Linked DNA regions of Homo sapiens: regions 1, 3, 4, 5 and 6 are each linked to region 2. A link is an interaction called in ENCODE POLR2A ChIA-PET data of the cell type or tissue named here. Cell type or tissue: CD4-positive, alpha-beta T cell. All regions are shown on one strand.

Region 1 (4,000 bases), 70 kb after region 2:
GTTCACAGTCTGTAAAAGGAGGGATCTGGGTCCCATTTGGCTGCAGAAGTTCCCAGGGCCAATTCCTTGCTGAGCCCCCAGATTCTCTAAATCTCCAGGACTCTCCATGAAGGCCCCATGCCAGGGGCTGGGTACAGAGGAAAGCACACAGGGATGTGTCCCCTACCGCCACTCTTAACCAAGTGCTGCAATCCAGCCCTTCCTGAGCTGCTCCACGTGCCCCTGTCTGATTCCAGTCCCAGTAAACCAACCGTGCAAACATCCTGCACCAACCCCTGGCCAGCACGTGGATAGGCAAAGCGACCCCATGTGAGCCGTCAACTACTTTCTCAGATTCCACTAAAACCACTCCTCAGAGCTCCCAGCACAGCGCTGGGCAGAGAGATCCCCAGCAACTGACCCACTGAATTGGACTGGGCGAGACATTCAATAGAGCACATCTCGAGGGCACACCTCGGGCAACATCTGGACTCTTCACTTGGAGCTGTTCCCACTGCCCAGAGCTTCCTGAGGACTGGCCAGCAGGTACCCGGGTGAAGGTCTGTGGAAGGCTGACGATCCAGGGCTGGGGAGGGAATGTGCCAACCCTCTTCATAAAGAAGGAAGAACACACAGCCACTCACCTTGGACCTGGCTTCGGGAAGACCCCAACCCGATATATCCTCGAGATTCTCTTTCAGGGAAAGAGCAGGATCCTGAGAGGAAAGAGCTGGCGAAGGAGAAATGAGTCAAGGTCACGGCTACCAGGCTCACGGCTGAGCTTAAAGCCCACCTGTCGTGGCACAAGTGAGAATCAGAGAGGAGGCAGAACCTGCCAGCAAGGCCAGGTGGGGAACGAGCCCCAGTAGCTAGCACCAACAGAAACAGCATCGAGGAATAATCTGCCTGTGTCTCAGACACTCCAATTCATGACGAAAAGAGCTGCTACCCCCAATCAAGCACGTCTGAGTGGGAACAAATGATTGGGCGCGGGGAAGAAAGAAGCAGGAGGCCAGGAGCGATGGCTCACGCCTGTAATCCCAGCACTTTGGGAGGCCGAGGCGGGCGGATCGCTTGAGCTTAAGACCAGCCTGGGAAACATGGCAAAACCCCGTCTCTACTAAAAATACAAACATTAGCCGGGCGTGGTGGCGCGCGCCTGCAATCCCAACTACTTGGGAGGTTGAGGCGGGAGAATAGTTTGAACCCGGGAAGCAGAGGTTGCAGTGAGCGGAGATCAAGCCATTGCACCACTCCCGCCTGGGTGACAGAGTGAGATTCCATTTAAAAAAAAAAAAAAAGATGCTGGATGCTTCTGGGAAACTGGCCTGATCTCTCTGAGTGTCAATATCCTCAAGTGCAAATCCACAGACATACTGACTACAAGAGTGAAGCTGTACCTGTCTTCTCGGGCTCCGGGGCAGGGATCTCCATGGCCTCCACGGCAGCCTCCCCAGGAGGAGTGGGCAGCTGTGTAGCCTCCAGGATCCAGGGCAGGCCCTGAAGAGCGAGTACTGCTCCTGGGGCTGAGGGGCCTGCAGCGGAGCCCCGCGGGGCGGCCACGCGCTCACAGCTGCACGATCACACGCACGGAGCCCCCTCCCCGCGCCCGGCTGAGGTGGGGTTCAGGCCGGCTCCGCAGATACCCACTCCCCACACCAGGCTCAGCCCCATGCTCGGCGCACTCACGCCCCGGCACACCCCCGCCACACGCTCCTCCCGGCGAACCCGCGCTCGGAGACCAGGGCCAGGCCTAAGGTTCCGCGGCCAGGAGCCATCGGACGCGGAGCGACCAGCGGACAGGTCCCGAAGCGGACAGAGACCGCCGACGGTCTGAGGGACCGGCAAGTGGACAGACCGGACTCCCACAAAAGGACTGCGACTGCCACAAAGAGCAGCAGGCGGCCGCTGCGGGAAAGCGCGCCTGCGCGAAATAGGCGCAAACTACACCTCCCGGGAGCGTTTGCGCCGCGCAGGCGTCAGACTCCATTTCCTAGAGCGAGTTCGGGCCGGTGCTTGCGTCCCGACGCGAACGAGTATCTAGCACATCCTTCTAGGAAATGTAGTTCCTGGGCCCACAGCCGGGAGCTCCGGCACCCACCATGCTCTTGCGGGCGGATGTCGCTGTGTATCTCCGTGTGCGGATCAGTGTAGTGCCGCTGCATGGGTGTCTAATTGCGAGGATACTGGGAGGGCGGTGTCCAGGAACTAGAATTTGTCCTGTTAGTTCGTCCACGTCCCCACGTAGCTGGGAGTCGGGTGGGTTCCTGCCCACATCTGTCTGCAGGAAAGACTCAAGCCCCTGGTCTTACGGATATTGGGAGTGGTGGGTCTGGCCTCGAGGGGTTTTCCAGGGGCCCTGCCCCCACTCCCCCTTCTCGAGCCACATATCTGAGGCCCATGGGCGCGGGTCCCCAGAGGTGGGAGAGCCTTGGCCTAGTCCCCCCAGAGGGTCCTGTCCACAGTTCACCCCTGGGGCGGGAAAGGAAGGTCTGGGTGGCGGCCCAGTCCTGGCGGCACAGAGCTCTGCCATGAACACAGTGATGACGCCAGCGACAGAAACATTGAATATGTACTGAGCACCAACCAAACGCCAGGCCTACTTCAAGAGCTTGGAGTACATTTTTCTGGCAGAATGCTCACAGCAGTCCAGGGAGGTTTGCTAACTACTGTCATCCCATTTGGGAGATGAGGAAGTTGTGGTACAGGTGCGTGGGGTAACGTGTCGCAAATCACACAGCCAGAAGTAGGAATCCAGCACCGAAGTGCATTGCCACATTCCTACTGAGAGGTGGTCCGGGGTGGTGCACACTCCAAACCCTTCAGCCTCCCACCTTAACCGCAGCTTAGGCTTGGCCACAGGCTCTCACGTGACACCTGTCCACTGCCCACATCAGCACAGCTGTGCCCAGACCTCCCCTGCCCAGGGCAGCGCCCGTGTTTGATTTTGTTTTGAGACTGGGTCTCACTCTGTCGCCCAGGCTGGAGTGCAGTTGCACAATCACGGCTCACCGTAGCCTCAGTCTCTCGGGCTCAAACTATTCTCCCACCTCAGCCTCCGGAGTAGCTGGGACTTACAGACATGCACCACCACGCCCGGTTAATTTTTATATTCAGCGCCCATTTTTAATAGCAACCCAGTGAGAGGGGACAGCGTGCTGGCAGTCCTCACAGCCCTTGCTCGCTCTCGGCGCCTAGTCGGCCTTGGCGCCCACTCTGGCCGCGCTTGAGGAGCCCTTCAGCCCACCGCTGCACTGTGGGAGCCCCTTCCTGGGCTGGCTGCGGCCGGAGCCGGCTCCCTCAGCTTGCCGAGAGGTGTGGAGGGAGAGGCGCGGGCGGGAACCGGGACTGCGCGCAGCGCTTGCGGGCCAGCACGAGTTCCGGGTGGGCGTGGGCTCAGCGGGCCCCGCACTCGGAGCTGCCAGCCGGACCCGGGCAGTGAGGGGCTTAGCACCTGGGCCAGCAGCTGCTGTGCTCGACTTCTCGCCGGGCCTTCGTTGCCTCCCCGCGGGGCAGGGCTCGGGACCTGCAGCCCGCCATGCCTGAGCCTACCCACCGCCGTGGGCTCCTGCGCGGCCCAAGCCTCCCCGACAAGCGCCGCCCCCTGCTCCACGGCGCCCAGTCCCATCGACCACCCAAGGGCTGAGGAGTGCGGGCGCACGGCGCGGGACTGGAAGGCAGCTCCACCTGCGGCCCCGGTGCGGGATCCACTGGGTGAAGCCAGCTGGGCTTCTGAGTCTGGTGGGGACTTGGAGAACCTTTATGTCTAGCTAAGGGATTGTAAATACACCAGTGGGCACTCTGTGTCTAGCTTAAGGTTTGTAAACACACCAATCAGCACCCTGTGTCTAGCTCAGGGTTTGTGAATGCATCAATCGACACTGTATCTAGCTACTCTGCTGGGGACTTGGAGAACCTTTATGTCTAGCTAAGGGGTTGAAAATACACCAATCGGCACTCTGTATCTAGCTCAAGGTTTGTAAACACACCAATCAGCACTCTGTGTCTAGCTCAGGGTTTG
Region 2 (4,000 bases):
CTGACATATATCAAGGGTCCACTCCTATGTGCTCTCTCATTTTCATCATGTTCCTCTTCACTTTAATGATCCCCGTTTTATAGATGAGGAGACTGAGGCTTAGAGAGGTTAAAAACATTCTGTACGGGAGGCTGAGGCAGGAGAATCATTTCAACCCGGGAGGGGGAGGTGTTAGTGAGCCGAGATTCTGCCACTGCACTCCATTCTGGGCAACAAGAGCGAAACTTTGTCTCAAAGAAAAGCAAAACAAAACCAAAAAAAAACATGCTGTATATCCTGTCACCCAGTATGTTTCCAAACCAGGACTTAAACCTAGTCTGCAGTAAGCCCCAGTCTCCAGTGTGTCAGAAAAGGTCGGGGACAATTAAGGAGGACTTCCCTTCTGCTTTGCCTGGCCCACAACAGCCCGTATTTCTGCCATCATTCTCTCTCCCACCCCCAGATGCTGTTCACCAGCCCAGGCTTGAATGGGTGTCATTCTCTCTGCAGATCCCAGAAATTATCCATTTCTGCTGTGATTTCCTCATGTCCTGGGTGGACGAAGAGAACATTCTCGATGTCTACCGGCTGGCAGAGCTGTTTGACTTGAGCCGCCTGACTGAGCAACTGGACACCTATATCCTCAAAAACTTTGTGGCCTTCTCTCGGACTGACAAGTACCGCCAGCTTCCATTGGAGAAGGTCTACTCCCTCCTCAGCAGCAATCGCCTGGAGGTCTCCTGCGAGACCGAGGTATATGAGGGGGCCCTTCTCTACCATTATAGCCTGGAGCAGGTGCAGGCTGACCAGATCTCGCTGCACGAGCCCCCAAAGCTCCTTGAGACAGTGCGGTTTCCGCTGATGGAAGCTGAGGTCCTGCAGCGGCTGCATGACAAGCTGGACCCCAGCCCTTTGAGGGACACAGTGGCCAGCGCCCTCATGTACCACCGGAACGAGAGCCTACAGCCCAGCCTGCAGAGCCCGCAAACGGAGCTGCGGTCGGACTTCCAGTGCGTTGTGGGCTTCGGGGGCATTCACTCCACGCCGTCCACTGTCCTCAGCGACCAGGCCAAGTATCTAAACCCCTTACTGGGAGAGTGGAAGCACTTCACTGCCTCCCTGGCCCCCCGCATGTCCAACCAGGGCATCGCGGTGCTCAACAACTTCGTATACTTGATTGGAGGGGACAACAATGTCCAAGGATTTCGAGCAGAGTCCCGATGCTGGAGGTAGGACAGGGTGCTAGCTGGTCCCTTTGTCTTCAGGTGATGAGAGGGTGTGGAAGTCATGGGCTGAGAGAGCTGGTCAGGTTCCCCCCAGCCTTTCACATGAGCATCACTTGCCATTGTGGAATGAAGTCTAGGTGAATTCAGAGAAGGTGGACAGCAGTGAGATAAGAGAAGGGGACATGTGGATCGCCTTCTTTCCTGCATGTCCCCTACTCCTCAGAAACCCACTTACCCTGGACCCTTGCTCAGCCTCTTTGGGGTAGGCTAGGTTGCGAGTGCATTGTGCAGGAGGAGACGGGAGGGGAGAGGAGCCCACAGCAGGAAAGGCAGTCGGACTGGGATGGAGAGGACCTAGGAGCAGTGCCAGCTGAGCAGCCTCGCCCTCCATCATGCTCTCTCTGAGCTTTGATGCATGTTGTTTCAGTTTCCCTTCACCAGTCAGCTTTGCTCTTCTCTCTTACCTGCTTGCTAATGGTGGAACAGGCTTCCTGCTGCTGTGCCTGAGCAGCATGCGGTCTTCAGCCCAGGGGCGTGGTAAAGGCCAACAAGCATCACCGAGCCTCATGCTACATTTCCGCTCTGCCCTGCAGTCTGCCACGCACTTGGCACAATTTCCCCTGGGAAGAGGCAGTTTTCCCAAGAGAGAGTTTTGTGGACTGCTGTGGTCCGTAGGATGCGCCTGGCTCCATCAGTCACTTAGGCTGTGATCTCACAAATCCATTTCTGGGCAGAGCAAGGGACAGTGGTTCAGGCCCACAAGACTCAGCTACCATTAGATTTCCAGGGACCCCTCCACCTTACCTTGGTGCATGTGAGAAATCTCCCTACCCTTCATGCTGAAAGATGGAGCTGTGTTGGAGAGAGAGAGATTGCCAACTATTTCCAGCAGCCATGAGCTAGATGCTGACTGAGTTCATGTTCATGTTTCTATTTTCTGGGGTCAGGGTGGGGTAGGGCCTGGCCTGGCCATGCCACTTGGAATCAAGCATAGTGATCCTGGCCAAGGAGGAGAAGGCCATTTCTCAGCGACCTCTCTACTGCTGGCCCCAGGAAGTGATCTCCTTTGTTAAGCTGATGAGACTCAGAGGTTGGCAATAACACATTGTGGTTAAATATGAGGAAGGGCAGGTTTCAGAAAAAAGGAAACAGCTACCTTCATTTCCTCTCTAAACAAAGTTGTGCCCCCAGTGGGTGTGGCCACACTAGGTTTAGACTTCCCTTTGGCCAAACCTTAAACCTTCTTTTTTAGGGGGCTCGGTTTCCCAGTTGGGGGGCCAAGGCCAGACCACCCTGCTGAGAGTAACCTACAGACCTGCAAAGCCAATCTCTCCAGAGTGTTTTGGCTTCTGGCCCTTAGCAGAAGGTAGAGACAGCTGTGTGCTTGGCAGTAATGCTGGATGTTTCCACAGAGCTGTCCCTAGGGGGGTGACAGCTTGGGATTCTGCCTGCCCCTGTCCTCTGTCCACCTGCTATGGGCCATTGATCTCACTTTCACTTAAAGTAGGAGTCTGAATTTCCCCTTGTGAAGGGGTGTGAGACCAAAGCTGAACTCTGGGTAATGCTAATATTAGACCCTGTAACCAATAACCAGTCCCAAACTCCTGTCTGAGAGTAGGATCACAATGGCAAGTGGGGTCGGCAAGACCTGCCTTGAGAGAGTAGGTATCCACAGAGTGGAGGTGGCAGGAAGGACCACAGCCCTACTGGTTAACCCAGGGATGTATCATCTCTCCAGAATGAAGGCATCATTAACCTTCCAGTGGACTCAAAACTTCCAGATGAATCCTTAATTTGAATATTCTAAGATTTGGTTCTTTCTCTGCTTTCTCATTTCATCAGCCTTAGAACTGGTGAATTCTAAAAGCTATAGGCTTTTAGAATATAAGGAAACAAGATTTTGCAGTAAATTAGGCTTTGCATTTTGAGGAGTTATTACTTACCAGGTTATATCTTAAAGCATTGGTGCAGAAACCGCATATTTAAAAACCTTTCCTCTCTTGGAGCAAATGGTGTTTGTCTCCAATATACTACTTTTTCTCTTTCATTCCTTCTTTCTTTGCATCTATATTATCTGCATCATTCCTTGTACCTTTCCCATAGCCATAGCCCTGTGGATTACTGAACACCAACTACATGGTATACCTAGTAGTAGCTGGTTACATGTTGCTATGTGCCCTGACCCTACTTAAAATAATAATTTAGGCTATGTGCAGATCATGTCAATAATCCCAGCACTTTGGGATGCTGAGGCAGCAGGATCTTTTGAGCCCAGGAGTTCAAGATCAGCCTGGGCAACAAAGCGAGACCTCGTCTCTACCAAAAAAAAAAAAAAAAAATTAGCTGGGCCTGATGGTACGTGCTTGCAGCCCTGGCTACTTGGAAGGCTGAGGCAGGAGGATCGCTTGAGTCCAGGAGTTTTAGACTTCGGTGAACTATGATCATGCCCCTGTACTGTAGCCTGGGCAACAGAGTGAGACCCTGTCTCTAAAAAAAATTTTTTAAATAATAATGTAATTTTTCCTTCGGCATTTCATGGCTGCTAATATTTTAAAGTAAATTTAATTTTTTTTTTTTTTTTTTTGAGACAGAGTCTCGTTCTGTCGCCCAGGCTGGAGTGCAGTGGCACGATCTCGGCTCACTGCAACCTCTGCCTCCCGGGTTCAAGCCATTCTCCTGCCTCAGCCTCCTGAATAGCTGGGATTACAGGCGCCGACCACCACGCCCAGCTAATTTTTTTGTTTTTTTGTTTTTTTGTTTTGAGATGGAGTCTCGCTGTTTTCTGCCCAGGCTGG
Region 3 (4,000 bases), 240 kb before region 2:
AGAGTGTGACTTCCCAAATAATCAAACAGAAGGAAAGGGGAGCATTGAAAAATCAGGATCAACATGTTACAAATGGTAGAAATAAATTCAAATATAGTAGAAATAATTTCAAATCACAATACTTGAAAAAAGCAGCTTGTCAAATTGGCAAAGAAAAAAGTGTCAAATGCTATGTACAAGTTTCTGGCAATATGGCAAATTATGTATCCTGAAAAACTAAAAATGCTGTTTACAATACTGGGGAGTGGATCTAAATCCATGAGCTGTAAGAAAGGAAGGAATCTTTGGAGGCTGAAAAGCCAGTCAAGCTCCTACATGACATGGGAGACAGACGACGAACCCACGAGCTTCATCCCTTGAGGAGTTTATTAGGCGACCTTGGTCTACACTCTCAGGAGAGGAGTGCACCAGAAATAAAGCCGGTGCCCTGGAGTCCACCTGGAGCCAGGCGCGGGGCGCTGCACTTAGGTTGGCAGCAGCCCGTTAGCGCGCAGCTCCAGCAGCGGGGACAGCGTGTAGCGCAGGCGGCGCAGCGTCGTCTCCGAGGTGAGGCTCCAGAGCCACGCGGAGACGGCGCCGGGGTCCAACAGCACCGTCCAGAGCAGCGACAGCCCCAGGAAGAGGAGCGGCAGCGTCAGCAGCGCCTGCAGGGCGAAAGGCGGGCAGGTGGGCGGCGGCTCGGGCGGGCACGTGGGGGACCGCGGCCGCGCCCACCGCCCTGCTCACCTGATGGCCAGCGCGCGAGGACCGCCGAACAGCCGCGTCTCCTGCGGGGAGAGAGGGCCGCATCCAGCTACCTCCGCGCCCGCGGCGCCGGCCCGGTTTCCAGGAGGAGGGGGAGGCGGTACCGCGGGGGGGATGGGGAGGGGTGTCCCGCTCCAGCCCACCCCGCCCGGACCCGCGCAGGCGCTCACTCGGTCCGCCCTGGCCATCTCCTCCATGAGCGACTCGGTGCTGTACTGCACTCTGCGAAGCTGCCCGTCACACCTGCGGGGACAGGCATGCAGGTGGGAGCCCAGCCCGGCCCGGCCCCACAGTGCCCCGCCGCGCCCGCAAGCCCAACTCCCTTACAGTTCCCGGCCACTCTGCCAGGCGTCCAGCTCCTCCGCAGCCTCCATCACCTTCACCTGCACCTCCTGGAGCGGGTGAGAGTGCGGACTGAGGCCTCGGGGAGGCGTCCTGGCGGTGGGTTGGGAGACTTACCGCCCCAGGTCTGGGGGAGGAGAGGCGGGAGGCACCTTGGCGTCTGAGTGGGGCCGCACCTGCAGGACTACGGTCTGCTCCTGGAATATGGCCCAGGCCTCCGCTGTCTGCAGCGCGTCCTGGGTGTGGACACCCGGGTTAGACTCGGCGGGGGCGGGGCGACAGGCCCTTCCCCATCCACACTCGAAAGCCTACCCTCCTCCAACAGAACCCGCTTCTGCCCTCACCTGCTGCAGCTTCTCCTCCTGCAAGGCGCATTTGGTCTCCGCCAGCTCCAGTTCATTCTTGAGAAGGACCCAGGGAATGTCAGGAGGTCCGCAGGCCGGCAACCCGCTGCGCCTCCGGGCCCCGCCCCCGGCCCTCAGTGCCCGCCCCCAGGCGATCATGACCCCGCCCACGTCCTCAGGACCAGTCGTAAGCAACGCCCCAGCTGGTCATGGCCCCGCCCCCTCCGCGCTCCGCCCGTATCTAGCCCTCAGGGCCCCGCCCCCAGGCGATTATGCCCCGCCCACATCCCCGCCCCGCCCACGCCTTCAGGGCCTGCCTTAAGCCACACCCCCAGGTGGTCACGGCCCCGCTCACGCTGCTGCTCCGCCCCTACTAAAGACCTCAGGGTCCCGCTCAAGCACCTGCAGCGTCACCAATTGGGCTGCGAGTTGCTGCTCCGTGCTCTTCTGGCTCTGCAGTTCCCCTCCGTAGTAGAAGAGCTAGGGGCGGGGCTCGTAAGGACGGGGTTTACCGGGCTTCTGGAGGAACGAGTGTCAGGGGAGACAGGGACGGGGAGGCAATGAGAGCGAGGGCAAGGGCAGGACTTCCGAGAGGAACCAAGAGACAGGCCCTCCCATCTCCTGCACGTACCTGACTCGACAGCTCCTCCCACTGCCCTGCAGCTGCCTGCTGTGCTGCTCCTGCGGACAGGGTCCTGGGGCGGTGCCGGCCTCACCGCCGGTCCTACCTCACCCCACCCCCGGATCCTGCCCCCTTCCGCCCGCCCTGCCCCACCCCACCCTGGGTCCAGCCCCATTCCAGGACTCTTCCTCACCAAGTCCTCCTTGTGGCGCTCCGCCTCCTCCAGTCTTCTGCGCACCCGCTGCGCGCGCTCCCGCGCCGCCTCGCGCACCTCCCCTTGCAGAAGCAGCGCTTCCTGGCTTCGCCTCCGCAGCAGCCTGCAGAGGGAAACTGAGGTTGGCGCTACAAGGCGGACTGGGTCGCTCAGGATCCCGCAGTCGCCAGGAAGGACCAGCCGCAGGCTCATGATTGAGGACTGGGAAGTCCTGGCCGAGTCCCCCACCTGGGTCCGCTGGGTGGATCACCCGTTCCCAAGGGCCTAGAGCAGAGATGCGGGCCCGGGCGGATCAGCCTGGTACTCTGCGAAGCACCTCGCGGCGCTGCCTGCGGGACCGACCCTCGCGCGCCCGCCAGGTAGAGGGGCGTTCCCCGCGCACCTCCGCTCCCGCTCGCTCAGGTCCTGCAGGCGCTGGTTGAGGCAGGCTCTCGCTCTCGGCCTCGAGCCCGCGCATCAGCTTCTCTAGCTCCTGCTTCCGCTGGCGACCATCTCGGTTATCCTTCTGCAACTGCAGCAGCAGCTCCTGCGTCGCGGCCATGGCTGTGGAGACCGAGCCTAAATGCCGCCCGCCTCGGGGACCCAGCCTGCGGCTGGCAGGCGTCACAATGGGCGGCAGGGAGCGCCTAGCGGGCTGGATCACAATGGGCGGCAGGGGAAGCCCGAGGGTAGCCCGACACATGCCCCTTCTCACGCCGGCCGGAGGCGGGTCAGGCCGGATCACACTTAGTCCATCACTGATGAAAATTGTGTCAAAGAGCCGTAATTAGATCAATGAAAGGTTAATGAAATACTAATACCAAATGCAGGCAAGTTGAAGATTGGTTCCCCCACAGTGCAGATGGCACTTGCAAACTGATCGATCTCTTGTGGAAAAGAACCCATAAATATGTTCGTAACTTTTGACCCAATTATCCCTCTCCTGGGAAATTTATCCCAGGAAGGAGAAAAAATTTAAACCCACTACACACTAAATGGTTCGCTGAAGTGGTTACAGTAGCCACAAAAAAAGGAAACAATTTTAATGATTAAAATGTGCTTGGGTATTATGTGGTATGCCTAGAGCTATTATGATGTCTAGTGAAAAAGAATTTGATTTAGCATTTATGCTAAAGTAACTAAGATAAAATACATGAGCAAGATCCGTAAAGGAAACAGGAAGAAGATAAGCTCTTTCATTGCTTGGTGAGACTGTAGGTAAACTCGTCCTTTTAAGTATTATTATTTTAGAGGCAGGTCCTGCTGTCACCAGGCTGGAGTACAGTGGAACAATCGAAGCTAGCTGCAGCTTCAATCTCCCAGGCTCAAGTGATCCTTCCGCCTTAGCCTCCCAACTTGTCCTTTTAAAATCTGCCTTTATTTGTCCAGTTACAATTATGAACTTGGATGCAAAAATCCAAAATAAATTACTAACAAAATCTAAAGGGAAACAGAAATCCATGGAAACCAAACAGAGTTTATTCCAGGGATTGTTCAACATCAGAAAATCAGTGTTGTTCATCATATGGACAAACAGGGAAGAACTCCACGATCTCAGTGGCGCACTTCAATAGATGCAGAAAACGTGAAGATGAGGGTCACCATCTATTAATAATTTTTTTTTTTTTTCTGAGACAGAGTCTCACTCTGTTGCCCAGGCTGGAGTGCAGTGGCACAATCTTGGCTCACTGCAACCTCCGCCTACTGGGTTCAAGCAATTCTCTGCCCCAGCCTCCGGAGTAGCTGGCATTACAG
Region 4 (4,000 bases), 100 kb before region 2:
GCCTGGCCCATCTCTACTAAAAATACAAGAGGAAAAAAAAATTAGCTGGATATAGTGGCGCATGCCTGTAGTCCCAGCTACTTGGGAGCAAAGGCAGGACAATCACTTGAACCTGGGAGACAGAGGTTGCAGTGAGCCAAGATTGCACCACTGCACTCCAGCCACTCTAGCCTAGGTGAGAGAGCAAGACTCTGTCAAAAAAAAAAAAAAAAAAAAAAAAAAAAAAGAAAGAAAGAAAGAAAGAAAAGAAAAGAGAAAAAAGAGAAGAGAAGAGAAGTTCTAGGCTGGGTGCGATGGCTCATGCCTATAATCCCAGCACTTTGGGAGGCTGAGGCGGGTGAATCACTTGAGGTCAGGAGTTCGAACCAGCCTGGCCAACATGGTGAAACCCTATCTCTACTAAAAATACAAAAATTAGCCAGGTGTGGTGGTGTGCAACTGTAGTCCCAGCTACTTGGGAGGCTGAGGCACAAGAATCGCCTGAACCCAGGAGGCAGAAGTTGCAGTGAGCCGAGATCGCAAAACTGCAATCCAGCCTGGATGACAGAGTCAGACTCTGTCTCAAAAAAAAAAAAAAAAGACAGAAAGAAATAAAGAAAAGAGCAGTTCTCACTTTCCTGCTGGGCTTGACCTGCGGTACAGAAGTTTCCAGCCGGGCGCATTGGCTCATGCCTGTAATCTCAGCACTTTGGGAGGCCAAGGCCGGCAGATCACGAGGTCAAGAGATGGAGACCATCCTGGCCAACATGATGAAACCATGTCTCTACTAAAAATACAAAAATTAGCCAGGTGTGATGGCACGCGCCTGTAGTTCCAGCTACTCGGGAACCTGAGGCAGGAGAATCACTTGAACCCAGGAGGCAGAGGTTGCAGTGAGCCAAGATCGTGCCACTGTACTCCAGCCTGGCAACAGAGCAAGACTCCATCTCAAAAAATAAAAAAAGTTTCCAGGAAGTGAGGTCCTGAACAGAGGATCGATGGTCCAAAGAGGCAAAGGTAGCAGCTTCCACTGGGTGGGCAGTCACTATGTGCCACCACTAAGCTGACTCTGAACACACCACGTCCTTCCTCTGCATGAGACCAGGACAAGGGAGCCCCCCCACGAGGCCTGAGGACATGCCGAGACACACAGGGAGGTGGCAGAGACCTCCAACCTCATCACACGAAGTGGTCAGCCTCCCCCAGCTGTAAGTAAATGTGAGTTCTGTGGTGTGTTTCATACAGGGCTCCATCTAAGTAAGAATGTGACATGGGGACCCTGGCCCCAAGTCATTTGGTGCCCTGCCAAGGTAGGATGCTAACCTCAGCTGCAGCCAAATACCTCAGATTCCCTCCTCAGGCAGCTTCCCAGGGACTTAAAAGAGGTAGCAGGCACCATGAAGGACATTACTGAGCACCCCCCAAGCGTGAGATGAAGCCTGCCACGAGGCACTGTGCACCCAGGCGCTGCGCCCAGCAGGCCTGCAGAAAACCACAAGGCCAGGTACCCTTAAGACGACAGCAAAGTGCAGGCGCACTGCCAGCTGTGGGCTGGGACCCAGCCACAGTCTTACCACATCAACTAGCACATTCTGACTCTTTCTAAAGCCAACGCCCCTTCCGAGTCAGGACCAACAGTGTTTCCACCATCATGTGAAAAGAGGAAAAACTGAAGCCCCAGACTGTACGTCTCCCCACAAGAAGGAGAGGAGGGGTTATAGGAAAAGGTACAGAAACCCTGGGCCTCCAATCCCAGGACACTAGGAGGCCAGACAAGGCCATCTGCATTCCACTAACACGTGACACACAGAGACACACACACATTCCACACATGTGACACACCAGCAAGCTCAGCAATGTGGGAGTGGCACGCTTCTCACCACACAGCGCCGGAGTCCCTGAGTGCAGGCGAGCACCAGGATGCCTTCTCCCACGCTCCTGCTGCATGTGGCTCCCATCTGCTTCCGAGTGTCTAGAAAGCTGCCCTCCACCCTGGTCAGCTCTGTACTCAGACTCTCAAATGGAAGATGAGAGGTGAGGAGAAAACTGCAGCCTTCTACTCTCTGATACATGTTCCCAGAGTCACTCAGAGTGGCAAGGAAGAGGGATAATGAAGGATGCCCGAGCAAAGCTGGAAACGACACGCACTATGCGGCTGGTGGGTCCTAGACATGACCAAGCACAGCTGCCCACCCCAAGGACTCCAGGGGTGTCTTGCAGAGTGCAAGGGGGAGAGAAGCCCCTGCTTTACCAACTTAGCCCCCAGCCCCTAATCCAACCAGAACCCTCACTGTAGCACTACATGCGCAGGTGAACATGCACCTGCTGATGACTATGGAGCCCTCCACCCCCAGGCCCTCACCTGGACTCCGGGAGCCACCATCTGGGCAGCCTGAGCTGTCTGTACTGCTGTCTGCTGCTGCTGCACCTGGGGCTGCACTGGGGGCTGCTGCACCACCATCGGAGCTCGGACCTTGAGGGAGAAAGAGAGAATGTGATTTGGAACCACCTGGGTCAGAGAGCAGAGCCTAGTCTTCCTGTGGAAGCTTAGGAAATGGAGCCTTTCTTGAGGTGAGGAATGGGACTTTCATGACCTCATGTGCTGTGATGTCACCTTACTGGCCATCTAGGATCCCATTAGCTCAAATCCAATTCTGGCAAGTGGCAATGTGGCCCTCCCACTGGGATGTCTCCACACATCCCTCAGCACCAGCTATCACAAGCACTGACGACTTCCAATGCAGAGCTTACAGCCTAGCCTGCTCATCCTCTGGGCCAAGCATGCTGATGGTCCACAAGAGCTTCACTCAGCCTGATTCCTTGAAGGAAAGCTGGGTTAGCCGGCCAGCAGAGGGCAGGGCGTAGTAGCTCCTGTCTGTATTCTCAGCATTCTGGGAGGCCAAGGCCAGTGGATCGCTTAAGCCCAGGAGATCAAGACTAGCCTGGGCAACACGGCCAAACCCCATATCTACAAAATATACAAAAATTTGGCTAGGTGTGGGGATGCACACCTGCAGCCCCAGCTACTTGGGAGGCTGAGGTGGGAGAATCGCTTGAGCAGGGAGGTCTGATCACATCAGTGCACTCCAGCCTGGAAAACAGAGACCCTGTCTTCAAAAGAAAAAAGTGGGGGTGGGGGGCAAACTTGGGCAAAAGGGGCAACTGTGGAGCCACTGCATGGAGGGGCCTCCAGAAGGACGAGACAGGCCCGCGCCACCATGCAGGGGGCTCTTCCTTAGACATCTCCAAGTCACCAGGGCAAACCCTGCCAGGGCACATTCCAACATGCAGCGGGCTCTTCCTTAGACATCTCCAAGCCACTAGGGCAAACCCTGCCAGGGCACATTCCACCATGCAGCACACAAGGGTTTCAGTCTGCACAGTCCCCGGGGTCAGGCAGTGTGTCGACTCCCAGGTGACAGATGAGTGAGCATATCTGCTCCTCACAACTCTCCTAGACTTCCAGTCTGCCTATGAGGCCTCTTGTTCACCCCCACACTTGCCTCAGGCCCCATTCCACTCATGAATCACAAACAGAAAAGGCCACAAAAACCAAGGGAGCCAAAGAGTTGTCCAAATGGCCCCTTGATGCAGCTACCTTCATCCTGGTGATCATACTCTGTCCTCTGTGCCTGTCACTGAGTAGACTGGCTTTGTGCAGAGATACAAAATGAAACTAGGAATAACAGTATTTTATATTAATACTCCTCTCAAAAATATAGTAATGAACTTTGTTCTCCTGAGACTTGGCAGAGTGTAAAGGAAAAAAAAAGATATTTGCTTAGAACATTAACTCTGAGTAGTTGGCAAACCACCAGACACTGACGGAGCTGGCACATCCTTTCATGTGGTGCTCATCAGTCGAAGTGCTCACACCCTGAAAGGGCCCACAGAACTGCTGCAATCAGCCACACTGCTTGGAATGCGACTTGGTGCCCCAGTAGCAGCAGCAGTACCCTGTGCGGGGTGCAGAAGCAGCTCTCAGAACACAAAATGCAAAACACATGCTTCCCTGCTGAGC
Region 5 (4,000 bases), 86 kb before region 2:
CATTTCTGTAGAGCTGGGGCCACTGCCTGGCTGACAGAACCACACTGGGCCCTCTGAATCAGAGGAGGCACAACGTGAGGTTAACACGGGGGCCCTCAGCACAGCAGGGAGCCAGGGTGCAGACTCAGGAGGTCCTCCTCAGAAGCTTCTAGTCTGGAGGGAAAATATGCCTAAGTGTCTCTGGCCTCCATGGGTCAATAAAATCAACTTTTAGGGAAGAGAGTTTCTGTTCCAGGGTAAACAGAACTTCCCAGAAGTAAAAACAACAGCCCTATGAAAAGGGAGATTAAGTGAGCAAGTGAAGCAGCAACCCGTTTAGACCACTTTGAGGACAGCATTTCCATGATGCTAGAATCAGCATTTTTGAGGCCAAGGCTCTGGGAGGATGGAGGGATCTGGAGTCAAATGCAAGGCAGTGAAGAACTTCCCAGAAGCAAGTGAGGTGACACAGACCTTCTGACTCAGGCACCACGGCCTGCCCAGAAAGCTCTGCCGAGGCAGCGTCAGGGCTGGCCTCTCACAGAGATCTCAACAACCCAGAAATGCAAAATCTTACTTACGAATGTCTCGAAAATGGATAATGAGCCTGGCCACGAGAGAAAGGTATTCGTCCTAAAAGTAAAAACAGGAAGCAGTTTAATACCAGATGAAGAAGCGCAGTCATCGGACTCCCCCTTCCCGCCCCCTCGCCTGCTGGCACCGAGCTGAAGCCCATCCTGCAAGGCAGATTCAGACGCTTGCTCGGCCTCCTCTGGAATCCGCCTCTCGGAAGAGAGCCGTCAGTGCTCAGCTAGGCTGGCCAATAACAGGCACAAAGAAACAAGAAGGGGACAGAGAGCCTCCAACGGCCACTCCTCTCCCCTGATGGAAAGGCACTCAGCTGAGAGAGCTGGGAGCCATCTTGAGTGCCCTCTCTTCATCACAAAGGGGACAGGCAGGTTGGGGGTGATGAGGCGCTGGCCTGAGGGCACAAGGCCTGTCAGAGGCAGCCGTGGGTGGGCCGCTGTGTCTTTGCACTATCTGTAAAGAAGGGCTTTCATTTCTCAGCCCAGCCTGTTGCTGCCTTTTCACTGATGACGCAGTATCTGCTGAAAATCTGGGCGGCCCTCCCCTGGCTGCGCTTTCCGGGAGAATCTGTGTTCATCTCCATTTACGCACAGGCAAGGCAGAGGGTGAAGCCCACTCTCAGGTGAGGTGAAGGCCACTGGCTGCCAAGGCCCGCTATATGCAAGCTGCTGTGTTTCTGAGATTGTCTGGCAGGGGCTGCCTCCCACCCATTGTCCTCTTTGGCCCCAAGGACACTCACTCCCAAGTGTTTCAGGGAAATCACTACTGTGAGTTGGTCTTGTGGTCAATACACGGATGTCTGAGGTAAAGTCTTATTTCAGAGAAGCATCCTTGTCTTCTGCTGAAGTGCCCATCCTTCTGGCAGGGCAGCCTGGAAGGGGCAAAGCCCCGGCTCCGTGCCCTGCTCACCCAACCTTCCTCCTGAGTCACTGTGACACTCAGAGTCCATCCACTACACTCATAAGATGGCAGGGCAGAGGGAAGGATGATGAAAAGTGGTCTCAGATGAGTGTAAAAATACAAAGACACTTTTGAAATCTTTATCATCCCACATCTATCTCCAAACTCTACCCCACTTCTTTTTTTCAGCTCGGGGAATTAGCACAGGACAACATGAAGAAGAAAGGCCCAGGGGAGAGGAAAAGCTGGGATAAGCAGCGAGGCCTGGCCAGAACAAGGGGACACCAAGGCAGTTCTGTCAACACGCCCAGCTTCCGGCTATCCCCATCAATTACTGATAGGAAAGCTGATGTGCGTGTGAAGGGGGCCCACAGGCAGCCTGTCCCTGAAGGACAGTGGTATGAGAATGGGGGCAATGGAGGTGTGGGAACCTGAGGACACTCAGGAACAGAAGCAAGGTGGCCATGTATGAGGGGAGAAGGGCCTGGGGGCCAGCCAGGTCAACACCTCACAGCTCCTAAGGCCCTGGACCATTTTTTAGGTCTGCGATACTTTAAATGAATTTGTTTTCTCCACATCCATAAAAGGTAAAACAAGGGGAAGTAGGTTTCAAAAGCAACAAGATACTTTTACTTAGACATAAGACACTCAAACAAGGCTCAGGACCATGTCACCAAAGCCCTTCTGCATAACACCAGGGCTGAGCAAGACCCACTGCCAGCCCAGCACCTGGAATGCAGTGGGCAGGCATCATCATCCTGCAGTGCCCAGCACCACTCCTGACCCACAGTAGGCGCAGCCACTGCCATCTGCTCCAGCTCTGCTACCAGACCAGCGTGAGGAGGCTTAGTGGGGAGCGGGGAGGGAGGGGACGCCTGATGTGAGAAACAAGCACAGGAAGCTGTCATGCTGCCAGCCAAGGAGCTTTCTTGTGGGCGATGATACTTCCTACATTCCCCCAAAGGCAGGTTTATCTAGGAACATCTAGGGGCTGAACGCAATGGGTCAACCACAACAACTCCTTTCCAGGGGAGAAAGCCCTGGATCTGAAACTGCGCCTCTGATCCCCCTGGCTGGGCTCTTTCACTCCTGACTCCTCACCATCCACCCCCACCCCCATCCAGATGGACAGATTATTATGCCCCTTTCTGCTCCAAAGCACACCAACTCCCCTAGAACTGCTGCAGAAAAAAGGGCTAAAGAGTCAGGAAACTCCCTATCTTCACTTGGTCTGCTCCAGCTCCCCTGCTGGCTATCAAAATATAAGTGTCCAGCTGTACCTGAGGCTGAGTATTACAAACCATAAACAATGAACATCATGACAGTAACAGCTAGCACTTGGCACTTTACAGTGCCAGACACAGGAGTCATCAATTCACATGCATTATCGCCTTGATTTCTCCCAACCACCCAGAGGCAGGTACTACTAACACATCCAGTTTACAGATAAGAAAACAGAAACCTTAAAAAACTCCATAGAGGCCAATCGTGGAGGCTCACATCTATTATTCCAACATTTTGGGAAGCCAAGGCAGGAGGGTCCCTTGAGGCCAGGAGTTTAAGACCAGCCTGGGCAACATAGTAAGACACCATCTCTACAAAACAAACAAACAAACAAACATTACCCTGGTGTGGTAGCACACGCCAGTGGCCTCAAAGTGGGAGGCTGAGGCTTGAGCCTGGGAGATCAATGCTGCAATGAGCTGTGACCACTCCACTGCACTCCAGCTTGGGCGACAGAGTGAGACCCCACCTCAAAAAGTTAAAAGCTTCATAGAATTTCCACACTTGCTTGACATGTGGAAATCTTGCACAAGTGCCTCACAACATATTGTGGAGTGAACACAAGGAAGGAGAAAGGATAGAAACACGTGCTCCGTGCCACATACACTGCATGACATACACCTTTTATATAAGACCTGTGGAACGTAAACACACATATTTGCTTAAATCTGCCATGAGAAACACTGGAAAGATACACCAAAATTGAAAATCGACAACCCAGCAAGTATCAGGAACTGGGCTGGAAATGTGCCCTCTCTAAATCCACAGTGTTATGGGTTTTCACTTCAGAAGCACATAAATCTTTTACTATTGAGAAGATAAAGCCAAATCAAGTCGGGCACCTTGGCTCACACCTGTAATCCCAGCACTTTGGGAGGCCAAGACAGGAGGATCACCTGAGGACAGGAATTCAAGACCAGCCTGGCCAACATGGTGAAACTCCATCTCTACTAAAAATACAAAAAAAATTAGCCAGGCCTGGTGGCGCATGCCGGTAATCCCAGCTACTTGGGAGGCTGAGGCAGGAGAATTGCTTGAACCCAGGAGGCAGAGGTTGCAGTGAGCCGCGATCACGCCACTGCACTCCAGCCTGGGCAACAAGAGTGAAAACTCTGTCTCAAAACAAAAAACAAAAAACAAAAAAAACAAATCAAAGCTAGGCACAGTGGCACAGTCTTGTAATCCCAGCTACTTGGAAGGATAAAGTAGGAGTATTGCTTACACCCAGGAGTTCAGCCTGGGCAACTCA
Region 6 (4,000 bases), 94 kb before region 2:
TATCCCCTGTGGTGGAATGTCACCCTGGGTGAGAATCACTGCTTTAGATTTATACACATTTACTATCACCTATGCTCAACGTTTCTTTTCCCATTTTACCTTGTATCACCTGAGAGGGAAGAGGAAAGGATAAACAAAAGAATATATCTAAGAGTGCAAAAGGCTTATTGGAAAAAGGATAAAAAAAGATATATCCTTTAGAAAATCTTTTAGTGATGGTCTCTAAGGCTAGGTTTATCTAAAAATGGCTTGCTTTCCACATCCTTGAGTCTTGCTGGCATACAAATGTGACTGGCAGCTCTATTCTCAATGCTTTAACAATATTCTATTACCTTTCTGACTCTACTGCTGAGTGTACTCATTGCTCCTTTGCAGGAACTGCCTATTTCTAAGACATTCCTCTGGCCTTTGGTGCTCTGCAGTCTCACAGCAGATGAGATGGCTAACTTGGTTGGGGCCAGATGGGCTTTTCTCAGTAGTTATCCCCTCACATATTGTTTTCTTCCATTCTCTCCATTTGATCCTTCCGGGGCTTTGCTTGGATGCCAATTAGAATTTCTGATCTTATCCTCATTTCTTACCCTTGCTTTCACATTTTCCATGTGCTCTTCTCTGTGCTACATTCTAGATAATTTCTTCAAATGTAGCTTCTATTACACAAATTCTTTCTTCAGCTGTATCTAATGCGCTGTTCATTCATCCACTTTCTTCGTTCAATAATTATATTGCTCATTTCTACAGCTTTCATTTGGTTCCGTTTCAAATCTGCTTCATTGCTCCTGATGATGCTTTTTCATTTGAATTTCTGCTCTTTCTTTTCCTTTTTGTTTTCTATTTTTTCAGAGATGGTGTCTCGTTCTATCCCCCAGGCTGGAGTGCAGTGGTGCAATGATAGTTCACCATAGCCTCAAACTCCTGGCCTCAAGCAATCCCCCTGCCTTAGCCTCCCGAGTAGCCAGGAGTGTAGTCGTGAGCCACTGTGCCCGGCTCTCCACTTTATTTCTTTATATACCCCATGGCCCATAACTAACAGTTCCTGTGTGTGTGGTCACTGGGCATGCCTACATGTGTCTATTTTTTCTGTTCACCTTCATGGTGTCTCTCCTTCCCTTCAAGGCTGGTGATCTTTGTATGCTGATTGCTTGACCTTAATGTGCAACTGTCACAGGTCTTACACTGGGGACATGTTCCTCCAATCCGCACCTGCTCCAATCTGCACCTGCTTCTGGGGGGTATGGGGGGTGACACAGGACCCAGCACAAATCCTGGCTGACTACAGGAATCCCAAGCTTTCTTCCCCCACCTTGCAGCAGCTGAGGCTCAGGAGGACAAAGCCTCCCCAACTGCTGCAGGCCAGCATTCCAAAGTGCATCCTAACCAGAACCTAGTTATCCAGGAGGAGAACATGTCCTCAGCACCCCAGTCCATCACACAACTGGCAGTAGAAATTATTTTTAAAGTCGGCTTTACATGCACGTCATATAAAACTCATGAGAAACAAAAATGCGCAGAGTGAAAAGCTTTGCTTCCAACTCTGTACTGCAGCCCCAGCCATAGGAACAACCAGCAGTTTCAGCCTTTTCCGACTAACCTGGGTCACCTGAAAACTATCACAATGTCCCCTGGCCTACCCTTTGAGAGTCCCTGGCAAAACCTCTGACCCAGGCTCTGTCCTCTTGGTGGCACTAGATGAAGATCTGAAAGGGCCTTAATCATGCAGTAGTCTTTGGGAAAGGTGTCAGGAAGGGGTATCAAATGCCCATCAGACAACACTACTAGTTTCAGGGAGACCAGGGAGGCAAGTGGTGAAGGGCAGGGAGAGTTGGCCTCTGACAAAGGTGGTAACAAGATCCTGAAGTAGAGAATCCACTGTAACTTTTTCTTTTTTCTTTTGAGACAGAGTCTCGCTCTGTTGCCCAGGCTGGAGTGCAGTGGCACGATCTCGCCCCCTGCAAGCTCCGCCTCCCAGGTTCATGCCATTCTCCTGCCTTAGTCTCCCGAGTAGCTGGGACTACAGGCACCCACCACTACGCCCGGCTAATTTTTTGTATTTTTAGTAGAGACGGGGTCTCACCGTGTTAGCCAGGATGGTCTCGATCTCCTGACCTCGTGATCCGCCCGCCTCAGCCTCCCAAAGTGCTGGGATTACAGGCGTGAGCCACCGTGCCCAGCCCCCACTGTAACTTTCAACTAGTGCCACACAGAAGACCAGTCCCCTTGGAAGCTAAAAACAGGATGTGGGGGCCAAGGCCAGACTGGGGAGGGCGTGGGCAGGATATCAAGCTTCACCACTGAACTTCTGACAAAGAACTGGTTTAAGACAAAGTCTCTGAAGTGGGATGACAAGGCAACTCATGTGAGCATTCTAAACTCATACATTTAAAAACAATTTATTATCAAGTATAAGCTCATGATTAAAAAAAAAATGCACCAAGTACACAAGAGTAGAACGTGACAAGGAACTTGAGCCGGCACTTCTGTGGGTCCTCCCTAAACCCAGCTGGTGTACTTATCTGATGTGCTAAAAATAGTGAGGTAATGAGAGCTTGGGACGAAGAACCAGGCAGATTGTTCTAGGATGAGGAAACCAGCACGTGCTGAGAGTTAGACAACAGGAAGTAAGAGGAGAATTAAGGTATGAGAAGGGAAGGTGGCTTGGGATGGAGGAAGATTCCAGAGCAGGAGTGGGTAGAAATGAGGATGCCTATGGCCCCAAAGAAGAGGAAACCTGACACAGGATAGGGTAGGAGTGTGAGGATGGGGTCAGGCAGCAGCTTCGATCCCAGCTCTTGGCCTGGGGTGTGACTCCAGTTCTCCTTAGCAGCTGCTACACTGACAAAGCAGAGGGGGCGATGCTGCCCTCTTCATAGGGTTATCATGAGGGATGTGTGACAAAAATATATTGAAGCACTGAAGCCTGTACACAGATATCCACAGCAGCTTTGTTTGCATAATAGTAAGCAAAAGCAGGAAACAACCCAAATGTCCTTCATGGGTGAATGAATAAGCAAACTGTGGAAAATCCGTTCCATGGAACACTACTTAGTGATGAAAAGGAATGAATTACTGATAAAACCTGGCTGGGTCTCAAGGGTATCAGATTGAATTTAAAAAGCCAATCTCAAAAAGTCACATATGGTATGATTCCATTTATACAACATTCACAAAGGGACAGAACTACAGAGACACACAACAGATCAGCAATTGTCACTGCTTAAGGCTGGAGGGAGGGCGCGATCTCTGAGAGGTAACACAAGAGAGTTGGTTGGTGGTAATGGAACGGCTCCGCATGCCAATTGTGGTGATGGCTACTTGATTTGACACGTGGTAAAATCTCACAGACCTACACATACCCATATATGTAGCCCAAGAATGAGTGTAAAAAAACTGATGAAGTCGGCTGGGCGTGATGGCTCACGTCTGTAATCCCAGCACTTTGGGAGGCTCAGGAGAGAAGATCACTTGAGGTCAGGAGTTTGAGACCAGCCTGGCCAACATGGTGAAACCCCATCTCCACTAAAAATATAAAATTAGCTGGGCATGGTGGCAGGCGCCTGTAGTCCCAGGTAGTCGGAGGCTGAGGCAAGAGAACTGCTTGAACTCGGAAGGCAGAAGTTGCAGTGAGCTGAGATCACACCACTGCACTCCAGCCTGGGCAACAAGAGTGAAACTCTGTCTCAAAAAAAAAAAAAAAACTGATGAAGTCCAAGCTAAGTCTCTAACTGAGGTGATTACACTGCCTCAACATTAATTTCTTGGTTTTGACAATGTTCTATGTAAGATACTATTATTGGGGAGAGCTGGGTAAAGGGCATGTGGGAACTCTCTATGCTATTCCACAACTTCCTGTGACTCCTATTTTAAAAATAAAAAGTTACATGAAAGGGGAAAAAAACACTAAAGCACTTTGCAGTGGGCACAGCACACTCTAAGAAATGTTGATGGGACTCAAGGATACATCAAGATAGGTCCTAAGGGCAGGCGCGTTGGCTCACGCCTG

Evidence for each region. ChIA-PET counts read pairs that join two places held together with the same protein. Peaks named below come from ENCODE experiments on the same cell type or tissue, not always from the same donor. Only the 100,000 strongest peaks of a DNase experiment are listed, where the experiment ranks them.
Region 1: POLR2A ChIA-PET joins it to region 2 with 21 read pairs; 8 of 35 experiments call an interaction of 5 or more read pairs at or near these places.
Region 3: POLR2A ChIA-PET joins it to region 2 with 18 read pairs; 5 of 35 experiments call an interaction of 5 or more read pairs at or near these places.
Region 4: POLR2A ChIA-PET joins it to region 2 with 20 read pairs; 10 of 35 experiments call an interaction of 5 or more read pairs at or near these places.
Region 5: POLR2A ChIA-PET joins it to region 2 with 56 read pairs; 10 of 35 experiments call an interaction of 5 or more read pairs at or near these places.
Region 6: POLR2A ChIA-PET joins it to region 2 with 67 read pairs; 10 of 35 experiments call an interaction of 5 or more read pairs at or near these places.

What each region holds. Positions count from the first base shown.
Region 1 is chr22:20,392,042-20,396,041 of GRCh38, reverse strand. ZNF74 (zinc finger protein 74) reads right to left here and starts at 1,891. Exons shown (of 5, transcript NM_003426.4): 1 at 1,380-1,891; 2 at 624-709. The coding sequence starts at 1,413. RefSeq lists enhancers at 1,711-1,850, 2,321-2,390, 1,792-2,781. In CD4-positive, alpha-beta T cell, no CTCF peak of the experiment used is centred here; a DNase peak (open chromatin) is centred at 1,981; H3K4me3 peaks cover 1,572 bases; H3K27ac peaks cover 955 bases.
Region 2 is chr22:20,462,066-20,466,065 of GRCh38, reverse strand. It overlaps KLHL22 (kelch like family member 22), which reads left to right. Exons shown (of 7, transcript NM_032775.4): 4 at 490-1,208. The region is part of intron 1 of LOC124905085 (a long non-coding RNA gene); the gene reads right to left. Among named protein-coding and RNA genes, the nearest start is that of SCARF2, 26 kb to the right of the region's middle. RefSeq lists an enhancer at 1,651-1,840. In CD4-positive, alpha-beta T cell, no CTCF peak of the experiment used is centred here; DNase peaks (open chromatin) are centred at 1,705 and 2,335; H3K4me3 peaks cover 510 bases; H3K27ac peaks cover 2,987 bases.
Region 3 is chr22:20,700,955-20,704,954 of GRCh38, reverse strand. It overlaps the pseudogene TMEM191A. Among named protein-coding and RNA genes, the nearest start is that of SERPIND1, 71 kb to the left of the region's middle. RefSeq lists silencers at 1,287-1,436, 2,167-2,236 and enhancers at 1,156-1,728, 1,827-1,936. In CD4-positive, alpha-beta T cell, no CTCF peak of the experiment used is centred here; DNase peaks (open chromatin) are centred at 974, 1,654, 2,024, 2,304 and 3 weaker places; H3K4me3 peaks cover 2,439 bases; H3K27ac peaks cover 732 bases.
Region 4 is chr22:20,566,973-20,570,972 of GRCh38, reverse strand. It overlaps MED15 (mediator complex subunit 15), which reads right to left. Exons shown (of 18, transcript NM_001003891.3): 8 at 2,342-2,452. Among named protein-coding and RNA genes, the nearest start is that of MED15, 61 kb to the right of the region's middle. In CD4-positive, alpha-beta T cell, no CTCF peak of the experiment used is centred here; DNase peaks (open chromatin) are centred at 1,522 and 3,842; H3K4me3 peaks cover 1,977 bases; H3K27ac peaks cover 1,520 bases.
Region 5 is chr22:20,548,048-20,552,047 of GRCh38, reverse strand. It overlaps MED15 (mediator complex subunit 15), which reads right to left. Exons shown (of 18, transcript NM_001003891.3): 3 at 561-612. Among named protein-coding and RNA genes, the nearest start is that of MED15, 42 kb to the right of the region's middle. RefSeq lists enhancers at 653-742, 1,825-2,815. In CD4-positive, alpha-beta T cell, no CTCF peak of the experiment used is centred here; DNase peaks (open chromatin) are centred at 597, 1,087 and 2,357; H3K4me3 peaks cover 2,721 bases; H3K27ac peaks cover 3,231 bases.
Region 6 is chr22:20,555,998-20,559,997 of GRCh38, reverse strand. All of the region lies in intron 5 of MED15 (mediator complex subunit 15), which reads right to left. Among named protein-coding and RNA genes, the nearest start is that of MED15, 50 kb to the right of the region's middle. In CD4-positive, alpha-beta T cell, no CTCF peak of the experiment used is centred here; DNase peaks (open chromatin) are centred at 2,327 and 2,802; H3K4me3 peaks cover 822 bases; H3K27ac peaks cover 2,533 bases.